Regions from separate parts of the Mus musculus genome. Here region 1 is linked to region 2. A link is a loop called in an ENCODE intact Hi-C map of the cell type or tissue named here. Cell type or tissue: left cerebral cortex. All regions are shown on one strand. Each heading gives the region's core, and the rest is flanking DNA. Links, peaks and the distances in the headings are about the cores only.

Region 1 (9,588 bases), core at 1-8,000, 65 kb before region 2:
CCCCCAATGGCTCCTGATTATCTGACAGATAAAACTAATTTCCTTACTTTTCCTTTAAGGCAATCTGGGACCAGATCCAAGGACCTAAGCCCTATTCCCACATTTAGTCTCCATTTTCCCTAACTGCCACATCTACCATTGAGTCTGGTCCACAAACTGTAGGCATGGAAATTCCTAGAAAGTGGAGCTGTTCCTTGTCATCAGGGTTTCCCTTTCCTAAAATGTCCTCCACCTGAACATACTTATCATAAAGACCTACCTATTCTTAAGTGTCCAACTGAATCCCTGACCATCCAGCTGAAAGCTACCTGACTGTGGATTTCCACTGGCTTTTACACCACTCACATGATACCACATGCCCCATTTTTGGAGTTACAGACATCTTCCTAGTCACCTAATAACATTCCTGAAAGAAAGGTTTGGGTCTCAGACCACACTGAATATTTCCATAGTGCTTAGGAACATTAATTAGCCTTTTGTCATGAAAATGTGTGGACACAACATTATCGTGCAGGCAAAACTCTGTCACACCTAACCTTCCATACCAGCTCCCCACCTTTCCAAGTGGGACAGGATCTCAGTGCAAACTGTAGTGGTTTCTTAGCTACTCGCCCAGGGTTACTACTGTTTGCTCTGAGACTTTCTGCTGCAGGCATTCTTACGTCAGTCTCTGGCAGCACTGCTTCTAAGTGGCCACTGTTCCATGAAAGCTCTTTGGGGGCAGCAGGACTTTTCAATGGAGGAAGGCTACTTGATAAGACCTGATGACAATCACTGTGAAAACACAGAGAGCTAGCTGGGCAACCACCAAAAAGAATCTGTGCAAGCATCTCAGATATGACAGAACTGAGGGAAACATCAAGAAGCCAGTCGATCCCAGGACCAATCATGAGTTGTGGGGCATGGGGGCTCAGACCTCACACTTGGTTTTTCTGAAGTGATAGGCCATATTCAGCCATCTCTCTCTTCAGTTAGTATCAGAAAGGAAAAGCTAGATTCCATTTATTTTTACTGTCCTGGACAATACTAGTGGCACTTGATAAAATGTTTGTTGAATTGATTTTAAAATTCAATTTGTACTTTTCCTTGAAACAAAAGTAATTGTCCTTTCAGCAACAGCAAAAGGCTAAAATACCATGGCTTTTAAGATGGCCTAACTCTGCACACTGATGAAAAAGGCTGACATCGTCTTATCTCAACCAACTGCAGCTAACGTGTCAGTTTAGGAGTTCCACTTAGCATCTTCTGGACACACCCTCCTGATGTACAACTGTGTACTATAAAGAGCAAGTTAAGCCTTGCAAACATCTGTGTCACATGATAATCTGTGCTTGGGAGAGCCAAGACAATCAAGAATTCCAGGAAATGTTTAAGAAAACTAATGACTACATAAGTTCTCTAGTGAAAACAATGGTTTCCTGGTTTGGATGATGCCTGGGTGGGTCACATCTACTAACTCTCTAATATTTTACCAAGAGCAGACCATTCATTCTTAAACTTATATTGGAAATGTGTCTACTACAAGCATAACATACACTAAGGAAAGTCTCTTCTTTGTAGTTCCACAGTGGAAGCAAGGAGAGTCAGTCAGTGTCTGAGCAATGCCCCTGCCCCATTTTGTTATCTTTTGTGACATAACAGTTTTAAAGCCATAATCTTTCCTGTGTTGAACATTAAAAAGATGATCTAAGCTTATTTATTCGTTATACAAATCACCTCCAAGTTCAGAAACAAACATTTAGGATACTTTTCAAGCATAAAAAGGATCTCTTTGATTAGTGGTTAAATATCCCACTGAGGACAACAGTAACAAAAATTTATGGCCTTATTCTTGCAAAGGAAAAAAGATCTGTGGCTTTGTTCATGCACAAGAACAAAGTAACAGGCTTAGGAAAACTAACGCAAGCCTGAAAGATCAATCACTTGCCCCACTTAGAGGAATATAAATGCTAGGGAGAGCTTTGCTTCTCTGCCTGATCTTAGGGCCAGCAGAGGGGGTAGGGGACACCTCCGATCCTCTTTGATGCTCTTAAATTTATATTGCCAGCATAAACCCGTGGTGTTTGGCTGACAGCAGCGAGCAATGAAGTACTGCAGCTGAGAGTATCTGGGAAGGTTGATGCTGAGATTGCTGGGACCTTGGAGACACAACTCTGCACAGAATTGACATTGGGAGCCCCTTAATGAGTTTCTGCTTCTGAGAAGGGTAGCACCATTTTTTATTTTTTAACTGTGAAAGGAAACTGGCCTGAAAAATAAGTGGAAATCCACCTCCACCGCCTTGCAGGAGGGGAAGAAAGCTGGGGGAGGCGAGGTCCTTGGGGACCCAAAGGCCCAAGAGTGAGACCAGGGAGCAGCCTGGGGGTCTGCTGCTCCGCCGAGGCCGGGAGGGGGGAAGGGGGCGGAGGGGATGGGTAGCCAAGTGTCAGCGTCACGTGTCAGCTCTACCCACTCGCCCAGTCGCGAGCGCGGAGAGCTGGCAGGAAGGCACCGAGGCCTGGCGCCTCCGCGGGGCCTGCGTGGAGCTGGCAGGCGGCGCGCTGTGGTGCGCGGGCGGCCTTACCTGGTTTCTGCGATACCAGGCGCTCGACAGCGAGCCGTTGCCCGGGCCTGGTGCCCAGTATGTGAAGTTCCGAGACAGCTCGTCTAGGACGGCCGAGGCGTCGTCCTCGGGGGCTGTGCGCGCCGGAGCCGCCATGAGGACTGAATCCACGCGCTGGGACTCGGGCGCGGCCCTCCCGTCCGTCCTCCCGCAGCCGCAGCCACTTCCTGCCCGGCGACCCGGCGCCGGCACCTGGCTCCTGCGGCACGCAGGTGAGGTCCGGGCTCGGCCCAGTTGCCGCCGCTCCCTTCTGGGCCCCGGTGCCTACACCTGTCAGCGCAGGAATGACATCATCTCTTTTGCCTCTGGGATCTACTGTGCACAAAGCAAATGTTTGTCCAAGTGCAGGGAGAAAAGGAGCTATCCATTAATCTAAAGAGTGACCGGCACCCTTGGCAGTTCCAGTTCGCGCGTGTAAAAGGTTTAAAATGTTCCACATATGGAAAAAAGAAAAAGCCATAATCTCCCTCTCCCCAATATTGGGCACATTGTGAATGAAGAGCCCAGCCACAGAGTGACCATTAGGAACTATTCGAAGAATAGAGAAGAGATATCCTATGGCAGCTGGATAGGCTGTCAGATAAGTTCATAAAGAATTGCTGAAACGTTGTCAGCTGCCCCATATGGTGATTTAAGTTGAGTCAGAAATGCTAAGAACAACCTTAAGTACGCATACTGGATATTCTAGTCTGACCGGTTTTAAACTCGGTTACACTACAAATGATCTTTGTCTTGTCTGTCACTTTGAACATTCTGTGATTTTTGTGTTATTACATGAAGTGTCTACACTGGGAATTTGTTTTCAAGACACTGAGACTCTTTAAGCTATGCACTTTAAAGATAGGGGAGAGAGGAAACAAGACAGGAAGAGAGGAGAGGGGAGGGAAGGAGAAGAGAGGAGAGGAGGGAGAAAGGAGGAGGAGGAGAGGGGGGATAGAAGGAGGGAGGGAAGAAGGGAGAGAGGAAGAGAGAGAGGGAAAAAGGGACCTGGGAGAAAGCTGTGATGATTTCTTAGGGGAAATATGTAAAGCAGAGAAGAGAGTGTAAGTCATTTCAGACGCAAAAAAAAAAAAAAAAAAAAAAAAAAAAAAAAAAAGGCAAGTCGTCCTGACAGTTGTGTTGGTTCTTGCTTGAGTAAACAAAATGTTAAGTCAACAATTAATAATTGTAGCTAACTATGTTCAATTTAAAGAAACGAATTTATTTCAATTAAATACCCCAAAGAAAAATCAATTCGCTATATAAATTTCATTAATTTCATAAGTATATGGTGCTATAAATCGAACCCATTGCCTTTAGATGTTAAGCAAGCACCATACCCCTGAAACACATGCCTGCTATGTGATTCTAGGACACTCCCATCCCTCAGCTCTGCCATGCCTGGGATCCGCATACTCTTTAATGGAAAATGGTTGTCCAAGAATCGCCAACCTCCACAACCATCATCTCTCCTCCTTTGACCCCATTGGCTGGGAATAAGTCACATGCCTAGCTTTACTTGCCAGAGATTTTGGGGCATTTCCCTCCTGGAGAGTAGTATGTGAGGATAGATGAGGAGGGGTGGCAGAGGGGAACTGGCAGAGCTTGGCACAATCACTCCTGAGTATTATCTGTCAGCCAGATTGTAAGTAGGCATGCAGGCAGGCTCTAACAAGCAAAATACTAAACAGATCGACCTTCCCCATCTCCAGGGACGTTCACAGGTTTGTGCCTGCTCTGTGAGACCTTTATGATCAGGCCCCCATGCTCTGTTGCTCACAACTCAGAAGCTTCTTCACTTCTTAACTTAGAAAATCAGTTTCGATCTCTTTATATTTGTATAAAACCTTTGGAGAAAGAAAGCACTTGATGGAGAAACATGTGAAGCCTACGTGCTGTTGGTTAGTCGATCGATGGGTTCCAAGATGCGGCTGCCATCACTGCTGCTGCCCTAGTGTGTGTGGGTGGTTGAAACAAGCAATTCGTGACCAGAGTGCCTTCCCACGGGGTTCACAGGAGGCGGCAGGGATGCGTGTGAACTATTTTGGTCCCAGCCCTGTAGGTGGAGCTTCGAAGACTGTTCCTGCTTTTGTTGGCCTCTGCCTCTTGCAGGGCTTCTTGGGGGCGAGGCAGATTTCATTTCAGTCTCTCAGTTCTTGGTGCTACAATCTAAGGGCTGACTTCTTGTTAATTCTAGTGCCACATCATTTGAAGCTGGACTTCACTTAGCACTTGAAGAATGGGTTCCATTTGGTCCTCCTTATTTGGGATCATTTAATTGCAGAATTAGTAAAACTTTAAAAACATCATTTTTAGCAAGACACAGTTAACACTAGTGTTTTGTTTTTTGATTTGTTATCATGATTATTATTATGACTATTATCACTATTATTATTATTATTATTATTAGTAGTAGTAGTATTTAACAATGAGCATCTCAGAATAAATGGAGGGTTCAAGGTAAAGATCAGCTCCAGTATCTCACTTCCTATATGCAAGTGAACTACAGAGTGGAGATTTTAAAGAGAACCTTACAAAAAGAGGCTTGACAGATTGCCTGTATTCAGAGCCTGATAACTGCTTGTTTGCTGTGTGACTTTGACACAGTAATTTTGTTTCTCTGAGCCTTTCAGTCTTTTACATAAAAGGAAGACAATGAGGAACAGGAGAGATGGCTCAGTGGTTAAGAGCACAACTTGCTCTTTCAGAGGACCCAGGTCCAATTCCCATTGACCAATTCCAATGACAGCTAAAACCATCTATAACTCCAGTCCCAGGGAATCTGAAACCCTCTTTTGGTTCCCTAGGGAAACATGCACAGGGTATATAGACATACATATAGGCAAAACACCAATATACACAAAATAGAAATAAATAAAATTGCAAAAACAATTTATTTTTTTACTTACTTTACATTCCACTCACTGCCCATCTCCCAGTTGCCCCTCCCACAATCCTTTCCCCCATCTCCCTATGCCCCTTCCCTTCACCTCTGAGTGGGAGGGGCCCTCTGGATATCCCTCACCCTGACACATGGAGTTTGCAAGGTTAGGCACATCTTTTCCCACTGAGGCAAAAACAATTTTTAAAAGGACAGAATTTAGTACTGAAAGCAAAATATTCAATAAATGCTGAAGTATTCAGTAAATGTTGGCTGTTGCTACCTAGAACATTAAAATTGAAACTTCCTTAAACAAATACAAAGGCACAAACCATACAGGGAAATTTGAAAAATGTAATTACAACAAAGCCGAGAACTTTTATACATCAATAGACAGTATGGAATAGAAAAGGAAAGTCACAAACTGAGAACCCTTATTTATCACACCTACAATGGACAAAAATTCATATATATATATATATATATATATATATATATATGTATATATATGCCAGAATACACAAATATCAGTGGTTAATAATAATAATGAAAAATATTTTAACCTTAACAATAGAGAAAATGCAAATTGAAACCCTCTGTGACAACCACTTCCCACTCATTGTTTTGAAAAAGTAAAATTTTAAAGATTTATATATCATGCACTATGTATACAAAATGAGGCTTTATTCGGTCTTATAGAAAGTGAAATTAAGTCATTTACAGGAAAACAGATGGAATCAGAGATTATCATGTTAAGCAAAATAAGCCAGATAAGGCAAATATGGCATGTTTTTCTCTCAGATATGGAGTGTTGTTTTAAGTGTGTATATATGTGTGTGTATGTATAAGTTTGTGTGTATGTGTGTGTATGTTCATGCTACTTATGACTGGGTCCCCAAAGACAGCAGAAGAAGGCATCTGATCTCTCAAGCCAGAGTTACAGGCAGTTGTGAGCCACCTAATATGGCTACTGAGAACTGATCCTTGTATAAGAGCAGCAAAAACTCCAGAGCCATTTCTCCATTCCGTCTACCGAGTCTTATATAAAGTGTCATGTACTTATGCATAACTTACACACATCTTCTCACATTGTTGCATGCCTTCTACATAAGATCCCAGCATGAGGTGAATGTTCTGTTCATAGTTGCTACACTATGTTGTTTAGGGAATGATGGCACTGGAAGTCTGAACTTGTTCTGTACATAAATGTCCTTCCCAAATATTGTTAACCCACACCAGAGTGAATACAAGTATGTGGCATTTGCAGATACAGAAAGCTGACAGTGTACCCCCAAATAAAGTTCAAGTGAATAGCAAAACCAGGAAATTGGTGGGGCCTTGCATGGTGAATGAAGCCTTAATGGGGAAGTTTGGGGTCCCTCAGGAAAGGGGCAGAACTGGTGGGTGCTGTGAGATAACTCCTACAAGCCAGGGCAGTTTAAATGGAGAAACACCAGAGAAGATATGGAGAAAGCCAGGATAGAAGGTATCTTCTTATCAAAGACAACCGGTGAAGCATGGTGGAGGGGCACAGGGGATGAGTTTATGGTTAATGTGCATGGATGCTAAGGGCTCCACTAGCTGACATGAAGGTGAAAAAACAATGGTCAATATAAAAGGAAAGAATAAGTTTAGTTTGAGTTTGATAATCATGAATTTAGAAAGTTTAGAACATTCTAGAAGGAAAGGATGTGCAGGTACACAAAGGAGGAGTAAGGTAAGAGCCAAGGAACTCAGTATGGGAGTTATCCACATGCAGGTGTCTGAGACTAGCTAGAGAGACATGTGGCCAACTTCTTTTAGAGCAGTAGTTTGTAAACGTCTGCTAAATAATAAATATTTTACTGTTTGTGGGCCATATGCTCTGTGTCACTATTACTCAATTGTGCCACTGCAATGTGAAAGCAGCCAAGGACATGTAAACAAATGGATGAGACTGTTTTCCAATAAAACTTTATTTACAAACACAGAAAGCTGCTGGTTTCATCCCATGGGCACGGTTTGCCAGCTTCTCTTTGGGAGAGAAAAAGGCAAACACAGAATACCAGGCCAACAAAGACCACTGGCGAGGTAATACTTCACTAGTATTCGTTGTCTGTGGGTGACAGGATCCCAATTCAAAGCTAAGTTAAGCAAGTCATAATTACAGGTTGAAAAGGCAGGGTAGAGCTTGGCTATGGGTGTACCTAATCCTGGGGTTTAGGCTTGATCTTCAGATCAGTTTCAAACAGGTGAGATCATAGCCACAGCGGCTCCTAGTGTCTATCTTAAAAGCCTGGGTTGAGAAAGATAAAGGGAGGAGACAAAGTGAACTACTGGTTCCAGCTCCACACGTGTGCACATGACAAGATATTTGTGCTATTTCATCCCTTGCTCAGTGGTCACAACAGCTCTGTCTTAGGATTTCCATTGCTGTGAACAGACACCATGATGAAGGCAACTCTTAGAAGGACAACATTTAATTGGGGCTGGCTAACAGGGTCAGAGGTTCAGTCCATTTTCATCATGGCAGGAGCATGGTAGCTTCCGGGCAGGCACGGCATAGAGGAGGAGCTGAGAGTTCTACATCTTGTTCTGAAGGCAAACAGAAGAAGATTGTCTCCCACATGAATAGTAGAAGGGTCTCAAGCCTCCCTCCCACAGTGACACAGTTCCTCCAACAGGGCCACACCCCCTAGTAGTGGCACTCCCTGGGTTGAACATCCAAACCACCATAGGCTCCCACTAGAGGTATTTTCTCAGTTATGCTAAGTCATGTGGCTTATTGTGGCCAGTGGGAAAGTGACAGAGAAACAGTTCTGGGCCAAGACCTTCAGATGCCTTTCTTTCTTGTCTACTTGTTTTGTTCCCTGAGCTTTTCCCTGGTTATAAATAAATAAATAAATAAATAAATAAATAAATAAATAAATAAATAAAAGGCCCTTTGTGGGAGAGTAAAGAAAACCATGAAGGAGGTTTGAAGCTAGTCCTTATAGTCGTCAACAGAACTACATCTTTCCTTAAGATTCTTGATCAAGGAAAGATCTGGGGTGTCCCCAACCTAATGACTCTGACCTTTTCTTGGCTCCTTTCAGGACCTCTTTCTTTCTCTTACCTCTCCATCATTGTATACCCTGACACACCATCCCACTTGCCTTTACAGTCTTCTGACCAGGGAGAGATTCTCTAAGCTACATCCCTCTGAGCCTGGTGATACTTCAGCTTGTTGTGTCATGCCCTGCCCCTGGCCATTATGTCCCCATCCTCCCCCATCGCTCCTCCACCCCAGGCAGGCAAGCCCTGCCTCATTTTTCATTAACATAATAGATCTCCTGTGGTTACTTGCTTCCTAAGTATGTTCTCTTGGCAACAACTGAGAATTTGGGTACATGGACAGGGGTAAGGGGTTGGTCTGGAAGAATTACCTCTCAAATCTTGACACAAAGTAGGTTTGTTACTGATAGGCCTATTCCTGAACTGAAGAAAATATCCAGGGAAAGTGAGATAAGAACTTTAACTTTAGGAATAAGATAGTTCCTTTGAGTGATAACAGATTTTGATTACCACTGCTCATTGGAAGGGCCCTTAAGAGGAAACTACAGGGCCTGACTAGGTATCATTTCTATCATTTTTTTCTTTTCTTTCTTTCTTTTGGGGGAAGGTAGGGGGGTAGTTTATATTGTAATCAAGTCAAATTTTTGTGACTATCTGTCCTGGACAGAACTCATTTTTCATGACAGAGTTCACTTCTGCATCCTCAGCTCATTCTCCCAGTTACCACACTGTATGCTGTTATCTGCAGCAGCTGCTGAAGCTCACCCAGGACCCGTGCTTCCAGAAACGATTGTGGAAATCATGAAAGAACCTAGATCTGTCCTTTGCTTGAATGGCTTCACTTCAGTTTAGGGGAGAGGATGCACACATTGAAAGATAAATATGTATAAACTAAGCAACTAAATGCGGAGGAATGAAGAGGCTAATCACAGACTTCAGAATAATATATTTGCACTGGAAAGACCTTCAAGGTCATGATTCCTGGGGGCATGGGAGAAAAGAGTGGGCCAAAATGAATGCGATAGTATGCACAACTGTAGAATGCCAGGATGGAAGAAGAACTTATAAATGTATGTGCAGGGACAGGGAACTG
Region 2 (9,817 bases), core at 737-8,736:
TACCCAAGAAGCTGAAGGGGTTTGCAACCCCATAGGAAGAACAACAATATCAACTAACCAAATCCCCCAGAGCTCCCATGGAGTAAACCACCAACCAAAGAGTACACATGGAGAGACCCATAGCTCCAGCCACATATGTAGCAGAGGATATGTAGCAGCCACATATGTAGCCTTCTAGGTCATCAATGGGAGCAGATGTCTTTGGTCCTATAAAGGTTCTATGACCCAGTGTAGGTGAATGCCAGGGCAGGGAAGCAGGAGTGGGGGGGAGCACCCTCACAGAAGCAGGAGGAGGGGGGAGTGGGATGGGGGGCTTCGCTAGGAGGGGGGAACCGGGAAAGGGGACAACATTTGAAATGTAAATAAAGAAAATATCCAATAAATAGAAAAAGAAAAAGAAAATGGTCTTGTCAAAGCCATCAAATTTCCCTGAGGCATACATATAGCCATTTCAAAAACAATAAACGTCTGAAGTAGTCTTAGGTAAATGTATTTTTTTGATCTAATCAATTTCTCAAGAGAGGGCTATAGAACAGCAAGGGCTGCAGCCTCTCCAATAAGTAACGTGAGTGTAACAACACTCAAAACTTCAAGGAGTAGGAGACACTTAAGAGAGTATCTGCTACCTTGGTCTCCATGGCCACACCCATCCTAAGGCTGTGAGGCTGAGCCCAGGACCCAGGGGTCCCACTGACTGCACAGTTCCACAAATACTATTAGAAAGGCGTGATGGACCAGCTGTCCACTAGTACTCTTCTCTAAGTCTTTCCGGATCTCAGCCTTCAGGGCAGGTAGTTTTCCTTACCCCTGGAGGTAGGATAGTCCCATGTAACTAATACTGACCAATTAGATGTGAGAACTTGATTACTGGGGGGAGGCCTTGAAAATGATCTTTTTTCTTTACATGACCACTGTGTCTCAAATGGTGGCTTCTCCATCCATCACACATTTTACAACCCAGCTTGTGATGGGCAAGCACTGTAAGCAGAAAGAAGTCCCTGAGACTTGGAGTGTGTTCCTGTGGTACACCTTTTCTGTCATGATAGATGGCATGCCCCTGGGCAGGGCCATCTGGAAACAACATTTGAAAACTCTAACTCAAGCACAAAGTTTGAGACACAAATTTCTCTTCCCTTGGTCCTGGGTCTCCCATGAATTCCTTGCCCCACCTAAGAAAGCACACAGTTCTCTAGTAGTGATTCTACCATAAAACTGCACTGGAGGAATGTGTCGCTTGCTTGGACAGGGGTGATACCCAAGGAGTATTGGTAGAGTTTCGTTAAGGATCGTGACGGTCCAAATGCGGAAAGAACCGTCCCTTTGTTTAGCCCCATTCTTGTTTACAGAAAGACCAGAACCTGTGGCAGGGGAACATGTACCCCCCAACTTCTAGATAAAGATTCTTACAGTGTCCCCAGTGCTGAGAAAGCAATGTGAGGAGAAACTTAGAAGTGTGGAAAACACAGCTGAAGGCCTAGGGCACTCCGCACACTCAGCTCCCAAATGTGGGAATGCTATGTGATGAGTTTATGAAATATAAAAGTCAAATGAATTTTTCATGAAGAAGTTATCTTCCCAAGATGCAATAATGGAAAATTCCTTTCAAGAACTGGTGTTTAGACCTCACAAAAATGCGCGGCAAATTGCATTGTGATTTATTTGTCAATGTTTTTATAGGTTAGGCGTTACTTTCTACCCCACAGCTGGAGTCAATTTTTAATATTTAAAAGTGGAAAGAAAGCAAAACCTAAACACATCCAGAGATGTCTGTTTTAGATTGAGCTTTTCCCAAACAGTGCTGTTTAGAACTGACCCCTGAGCATGGTCGGTCAGCTGCCAGCTGGCCTTTACTTCCCTGCAACACAGCATTAAAATACCTGGACTGGGCAGACTGCACATAAGACCTCCTAAATTGTAGCTGGTGGGTCTAGTGTTTATAACCAATTTCAAATGCATGTAGCCTGTCTGCCCTCTCAATTGAAGAAGCAAAAGTCTTTTTTGTTTTTTTACTCTAGATTTTCCTTCATGCCCCTAGCTCAAGGTGCTGTGAGCACGATTTTCAGGTCCAGTGGTTTCTGGATCCAGTAGATGGCCAGGTGAGTGGGAATCCCCTTGGTTACTCCTTTTTTGTTGCAAGCAATCCAACTACAAAAGAGCAAGCTGATTCTTTCAACCTCGGAGCTCCATGAAATCTAGTCTGAAAACTACTCAGGGCTCACCTTCCTGGGATTCCAGGTCAAAGAATATGCTGGATTTGCACTTGAGAGCTCATGGAAATATTCAAATTCCCAGCAAAGAGATCAAGCCTACACCCCTAATCTTATTGCTTGGGCCAAATCTACTTGAATGTGGGCTTCATCCTACCATGTGACCAAGCATTTACAAAATGAGACTGGGTCTCTGTTTCGTGAGAGATCATACAGTAGTTCCAGCAGCACACTATGTGTGTGTATGTGTGTGTGTGTGTGTGTGTGTGTGTGTGTGTGTGTTCATGCTCAGTTGTAGCTTCTACACCTGAAGCCAGCCATCATGCCGGCACTGACCGTTGCTAAGGGGGGCATGTATGTGCTTACCAACTACAGGTTCAGTAACACACAACATCTGGAGGGAGGGAAAACAACCCTAACTGTGACCGACACAGTTCCTTTGGGTAATATGGCTGATACCCTGCTCATGAAGGCGGTGTTTCTCTTGTCCTCTCCTGCTTTCTTCCTCTTGATCATTCTGGAGCCAAGACCCATAGGAAGAGTTGATTTCTTTCCAAATTCGTGCGTTGGTCTTGTTGAATCTGCCAGCCCAGGGCTGCTGACACCACCCCCAGTCAAGCTATGAGAAGCACTAACCACTTCATAGACACAAGCCAAAAAAAAAAAAAAAAAAAAAAAAAAAAAAAAAGCCTCCTTTGTAAGGTATGGAAATGTCAGACGTGCGAGAATTGGGCATCATATTCAGCTACTGTGCCTTTTCCTCAGCGCTCTCAACAGGAGCAGCACCCCAGGAGAACCCCTTCGGCATGCTGCCCCAATAGCATCAGAGACATAAGAGATGATGATGATAAGTGATTATTTCCCTGTCTTAAAAGGTTTTCTTGTGTCACAGAAAGGATTTGTCATGGATTTCCTTCTAAAAGTACACACCCTAAACCCACTTCCACACATGATTCGATTTAACCCGAAAAATCTTTATAAAACACACCTAAATGCTTTTTGAGATACAAGGACAACCACGACTAAAGTGCAGCGGATCTACCCGCCAGCAGGGGGAGCTCTTCCCCCTGGTTCAAGCTGCCATTCCAGTTCTCTAGTGGTCCACCCTTTTGCTCAAAAAACTTTGCTTGGGTTTAAAGAAGGTGGAGTAAAGACAGAAGCCGGCTGTCCAAAACAACAGATACGGGGACGGGATGCGGGGGAGGAGGGTGGTGTACTTTATCCCGAGGGCAGAGGACAGCTACTAAAGGATTCTCAGAAATGTGCGGCTTTGTATTGAGGCATCCTGTCTTTTTTGGCTCAGTATCTGACCTATTTGAGAAATCTATTGAAACACGCCACTTGGCACCGATTGTGATGCTGTTAGAGAGTTCATGGGCAAGACATTCTGAGAAAGGGATTGAAGATAAGCATCAGGAGGAAAGTACACTGCCTCCAGAAAACCAAGAAAGGCAGAGCCACCCTTGAGCTGGACCGCAGTGCAACACAATGCACGCATGGAATCCAAACATGGTCCAGAGACCAAAAGCTCTCATAAGCAAATGAGGAGTGACTTTTCTAAAGAAAGAGCTGGGAAAATGGTATTTCCTTCCTGTGCTGAGAAACAAAGTAAAGATACTCTGGGGAAAAGACGTGAGCTCCTAGGCACACAACTGGGTGCCATCTGTCACCCGCAAACAGCTGTGGCATGGAGAGTACAACCACATGTCTTTAGAGCTTCCCAAAGGAACCAAGAGAAAGTGACGAAAAGGCGAAATCAGTGTCTTCCTAAACGCTTATAACAGAATCAGGCTGCTGGGCTCTCCTTCCTGGGTGACTCTATTTGGCTTCTCATGACTAGATCCTCTCTAGCATCCAGCATCCAGGAGGATCTTTAAATCTGATCTTCTTAGAATCCCTCAAGGGCCTTCCATTACCTCCAGGCTAGAGTCCTAACTCTGTAATGTGATTTGGGAGAGCCCTGCAGACTCTCATCCCCGAGGCCACCATGTCTCAGTTCTTGTCCTTTCTGCTCTCTATGCCTTTCTGAAAGCCTTGCAGTTTTGTGTTTCGGGTGGTTCTGGAGGCCAATGTCCTTCCTTCTGTCTTCCATCACAGTGCTGGTTAGATGTCAAATGCATGTTGGACACTGTCCTGGAGATGGAGACCTGCAAATGCTTTCTCTTCCCTGGGTTCTACCACACTCAGGGTCTCGTTCTCTCAGTGTGTCCCCTTCCATATCCTTTTCCTCGTTTCCGTTAAGATATGGAATTATAAATTACTTCATTATGGGAGCCACCTTGACCCCACAAGAGTGGAAGAGACATTAGACTCTCCCCTAAACAATTCTATGCTTAATCCTTCGGTTTCATTTGTATAACTAGCTACTGACCCCTCGACACCACCATAAACACAAAGGTGGGGCTTTCCTTGCTGTATCTTCATGTTTAGTCCTGCATCTAACACTCCTTGAATTAACAAGGTTTATTATTAATGAAGTCTGGTCTGTGAATGGTATAGTCCTTGTCATATGCTATCTGGCTTCCCTGGTGCACTGTAAGGAATATTCTTCCTTCTCTGGAAGCTCCTGCTTATAGACAGCTCCATCACCTTAATATTTTATGGAACAGCCATTTTTTCAGATTATGAAGGCATTATCTCTGCTTAACTGAACACCAGGGTAGAGTCTAAGGCTCATGGTTCTCTTTGCATTCCAGCAACTAGATAGCTTTGTTAACAGGCCAGTTGGCTAAAGCTATGTACTGTTCATAGTTACTTTGTGTTGATGTGACCAAAATATCTGAAACAAACCATTTAAAGAAGGAGAAGTTTATTTTGGCTCAGAATATCAAAAGGGATTTCAGCCAGTGGTGGTGAGGAAGGCATGGGAGTGGAAAAGTGTGGAGGAGATGTCTCAGCACGGTGAACAAGAGAGCGAGGAGAATGGGCCCAGAGCAGGGGCCAAACAAGACCTTGAAAGGGCTGCCACCAGGGGCCTACTTCAGACACCTCATAGTCATTGTACGACCCTCCAGAATAACACTGTCATCTTGGTGGTGGGGGGGAAAAAGCCCAAAACTTCAAAATATGAGCTGGGGAGGGGAGACTTCACATTCAAACTGTAACAGGATACAAGAATGCATCTTCTGGACTTTTATGTAAAATATGTAAATGAATAGAGATCAGTGATTTCTAGAGCATCTCCTAGCAGTGCCAGATGCTCACTACACAACCATTTAACTCACTCTCTTATACTCTCCATACTCATTGGACCCAAACTCAACAGGGTCAAAGATGGGTCTTGTCAGTCTGATCACTGCAAAGAGGCAGACAGCCAATGTATTCATTGCACTGAACACCCCTTTCCAGTCACAGCAGATGGACAGAGAGAACATTGGCCTGATTTTGAGTGTTCAGAGATGACCAACAACCTTGGTGGTGGGAGAGCCACTTTCTGACCCACACATTCTTCAGTCTAGGCCCCACGTTTTCCCCACAGTATAAAGATGTAGCTGCAGACACATAGACACAACTGTCTTTTTAAAACTAGGCATGGCCCCCATGTACATAAGATATGTGGCTAAGAGCATTGGCCCTGCTAGGAGGCTGTCTTCCCTTTTCTAGCTTGTGGACTTGGACAGCCACTTGGTCTCTTCATGTTTCAGTTTCCTCATTGTATTGCTGAGAGGATTAAATCTGCTAATGAAAAGCATAGATCAATGTCTGACATGAGATGAATGTTACAGTCAAGGTGAGCTACCTTCATGATTGGAATGAGAGTGCTGAACAGATTTCAGGATCTATTTGGGTTGACACCTCCAGCTACCTTGCTGGGGGACAGGGACAGAGCAGCACACCTGTGCACAAGACATGTATTGTACAGTGATGTGGCGTGCACTGGAATGTCATGCTGGCTTCTAGAAGAGGCCTAGACTAAAGCAGGTGTGCTGGTCTGATGAGGTGTGGAGATCCACCTTCAGAATGTGACAAAGGATCCTAATGTGACTTCTGCTACTTCTTGGCTTAGGTCACACAGCATTTTGAACTCAAGTCAGTCCCAAGGGCATGATAATCTCAGCTTAGTCCTTGCTGCCAGCCTTTGTCCTTCATGAGCTGGAACCTGCTTTATAGACACTGCACAAATTCCTGGTGGAATCAGTTCACATGGAATCCAGGTGGTAAATATCTCCCAGGAAGGGCTGTGCAGAAGTATATCTTCCCACCGGAGGAAGGTAGGTTGGCTCAATGATATTCTCAGAAGAAGACAGAGAGGATGGTGCAAGGAGATCCAGATCCTGCGACAGCAGCCTCCTTTAGAGAGAATACAAACACCCATTTGGTTATCAATGACTTTGTGGGGAGATGGAGAGAGTGACAGATGTGAGCTTAGGACTTCACTGTAGCTCTGAGTTCAGGCTTCAGGAGTACAATGGCAGGACTTGTGGGGGGCTCGCACATAAACAGAGAATGGGCTCTTTTCTGAGAGCATCTGGGTTGTTGATGGTGCCCTGTCTGCTCATCCTGTTTCAGAGCTGAGCTAGGTGGGTTCAGACCACCCTGCCAGTCTCCTCTTCAGCATAGACTCCTGCAGTACAGTTCTAGAAGATGGGCTGAGGGAACAAAAGCACGCTGCTTCCACCTGATACCACCATACAATCACACGTAGGATTTCCTTCATTTCCAGCTGACCTCACCCTCCCCTCACCATTTGCTCCCACAGCTGCCACCTCAGGAAACAAGGGGGATGGAAGCTCTAAAGGTCAAACTTAGGTCAGCAAATTCTTATTGCAGAAAATGATCTGATAAGAGTTAGCTACCTTTTTTTTTTCTTTGAAGTTCCTATATGACCACTATCAGTAATGTTCTGTCTCTCTCAAATGTCTGTTTCTGTTTCACTGTCTTTCTTTCTTACACACACACACACACACACACACACACACCCTTTTGTTTACAGTCCAAGAGAGGCATATACATTCTTAATATATAACCCACCCTCATCACAACTCCAAAATTCTAAAAACCTACACATGCTCGTAAATAGAACACCCTTAAATGGAGCAAAATTTCTAAATACCCCATGACTCACACAGCTAAAATGTCCCCCGGGGAGCCCAACTTGGCAGCATACATTTTCCTATTAAAAATTGAGTTTAGAGATTTTCATGGCATCCAGCTCAATGCCAGGAAAAGCCCATCTGTGTGTAGTGTGGAAGTCAGCAGTCAGGAGATCCGGGAGACTAAATGGTATAAATACCTTATACCAGGTGGAAGTGCACATGCAGAAGCCACTCAGCAGAATAACGGACAGTCATGCCCCTGTAGTAGAATGAGCATTGGCTATAGAAGCAGGGATCTTGGTTCTTGCACAGGCTCTCCCCTACTGAGTTTTCCTAGGGAGCATATCTAGGAAAACCTCAAAGAGCCTATCCTCAACTCTAAAAGGAAAAGGCTAAACTAGACAGAGCAGTTTCCAGGACAAGTTTCCAGTGGCCAATGCTCTGAGGTTTGCCTAACACTTCCCTTACTCAAACGTCCTAGGTTAAGACTACTGTTGCCACATAAATGTCACAGCCAAAAAGAGTCCGGACGCCTGTCTTCCAGGTCTCTACCATAGCTAACCTATGGACATTCTAAACTCTCACACCTTACCAGGCTCTAGAAAAGTGTTGATTGTCATGGGAGAGGCTACTCAAAGGGCAAGGTGTGGCTCCAGGCTGATCTCCAGGCTGCCATTCATCATTCTCTTGTCTCAGGTGTTCCAAGAAGACAGAAGCTGAAAGAAATCTTAATGAGGGCTTTGTCTGCTGAAGGGCCACCAAGGGAGGCAAACAGCTTGGGGGTCTCAGTTCAGAGGCATCTCCCAACAGCCTGGAGCCTGGTTAGGGGCACAGGCTCTCCTTGTGGGGTCCCAGGCAGCCTCCGGCTAGAGGGTGGTCCTTGCAGCAGGATCCTGCTGATGCTAAGTCTCACCCACAGAGCTTGTCTTCCCCGCCTGCTTCTCATCAGCTTCTAGCTTCTTCCCACAGCTGTGCGCTCTGAAACCATGGCTACCTACGACTCCCATTCGGAGGAACACATGGGAGTTTTTTAGCCCTTTACTGGTATTGTTCCACCATGACTCCCTTTGTCCCTTCTTTCTCTCCTTCACATTTGGCTCAGGAGTCTTACTCAAGAGTGAGCAAGAGCCCAGATTCCAAGCCATATTCTTCCCCTTTAGTTTCCATTTCCTTAACAGTGTCCCTGCTTCAGGTCTCTCCTGTTCTTCCAAACAAAGCTGTGTGTCTCTTGCTCACTAACTTCACAACTTAGATTCCTCTAATTCCTTTAATTATTTGGTTGCTTACTTTCCTTTTCCCCATCCTCATGCCAGAGCCATTCTTCCCTTTGTCAGATGACATCCCATGATGCCAAGTTTCTGGCTTTCCTTCGATTTCAGCCAATGGGAAGCACAGGAAAAGGCTGGGCACTGGGAAGGTCTGTCCTTTACCACCTTTTGTGAGCTCTCTGGTCTATAGCCCAGGCCCATATAAGTCTGTTTGCCACCATGCAACTCTTTGTCTAGGTTTTTTGATTCCTGGCCACAGTCTTCCCTTTCCTTCCTGACCAGCCTTTCAGCTTAGATCGTAACTTGTATCTTCTTACTTCAGGAGCTCCATCATGCTGTGTCTTCCCACAATCCGTCCACACTGCTTTTGGGAGCAGTCACTGGGTCTTTTGAGGTAAATGCCATGTTGGGTTGCGGCCATGCGGATGGAGTAGCCCTCCAACATTTGTTTCAGAGTTTGAGTGGTTGAATCTTAGAAGTGCTTTGCTCTTAGCACCCTTGTTCACCAGAAGTTCTAGAAGAAGCTGAAGAAAGGGACTTCGAGACAGGATGGAATGTGCCCTGGGTACTAAAAAGGTACTTCTGTAATCTGTGGAAACCTCCCTGAAGAGAAGTTAGGCAGAAGCAGTCGCTGGAAGGAAAGAGGACACAGAAGAACCTCAGCTCTGCTTTAGAGTGTTTTAAAATTTACTTTTATTTGTTTGAATATTTTGTCTGCATGTATGTTTTTGCACCTGTTGTGTGCCTGGTCCTTTGGAGGCCACAAGAGGATGCCAGAATCCCTGGAACACAAATTTCAGATGGTTGTGAGCCACCATGTGGTGCTAGGAACTAAACCCCAGCCTTCTGCAAGAGTAGCTAGTGCTCTTAATGGCTTAGTTATCCTTCTACTCCCCCACCCTTGGAAGGGGGAAAGCCATAAAGAATTTATATGCCTGCCACTTCAAATTGACAAAGACCTCCTTTAACATTGGCTGTTCAAGGTCTGGCTGTATTGACACGTGCAGTCGATTCATGCATTCTGGTGACCACATAGCATCCCATCATATGGATCTCCATACCTGTTTGTTCCCTCACAGGGATTTGTGGGAGTTCCAGTCTCCATCTATTCTTGATTTCTATAAGCACTGCTTATAAAACACATTTGAGAATTTCTCTAGGAGGTCCCAGAAGTGGAGAGTTCAGTCACTAAGTATTTACAGTTTTACTAGATTTTGCGAAAACATGTTCTTCAGAAACTTCTGCCTAGTGGTCAAATTCCTGTTCCCCTACATTTTTTAATAGTACTTTCTTTTGTCACAATTTT

What was found. A loop is a pair of places that touch in the nucleus more often than their neighbours do. Peaks named below come from ENCODE experiments on the same cell type or tissue, not always from the same donor. Only the 100,000 strongest peaks of a DNase experiment are listed, where the experiment ranks them.
Region 1: a loop joins it to region 2, with 4 times the contacts of the local background. A loop is called at or near these places in 2 of 42 quality-filtered maps.

The regions. Positions count from the first base shown.
Region 1 is chr15:34,675,996-34,685,583 of GRCm38, forward strand. Nipal2 (NIPA-like domain containing 2) reads right to left here and starts at 2,711. Exons shown (of 11, transcript NM_145469.5): 1 at 2,564-2,711. The coding sequence starts at 2,698. 4930413F20Rik (RIKEN cDNA 4930413F20 gene) reads left to right here. Exons shown (of 4, transcript NR_045883.2): 3 at 2,048-2,206; 4 at 2,583-3,209. In left cerebral cortex, for the core only: a CTCF peak has its summit at 4,637; DNase peaks (open chromatin) are centred at 2,149, 2,548, 3,254, 4,202 and 1 more place; H3K4me3 peaks cover 1,446 bases; H3K27ac peaks cover 3,799 bases.
Region 2 is chr15:34,739,971-34,749,787 of GRCm38, forward strand. It overlaps Gm32970 (a long non-coding RNA gene), which reads right to left. Exons shown (of 7, transcript XR_383919.3): 6 at 7,836-9,142; 7 at 5,000-6,497. Among named protein-coding and RNA genes, the nearest start is that of Nipal2, 66 kb to the left of the region's middle. In left cerebral cortex, for the core only: a CTCF peak has its summit at 3,258 (motif pointing right); DNase peaks (open chromatin) are centred at 3,266, 5,128, 7,296 and 8,195.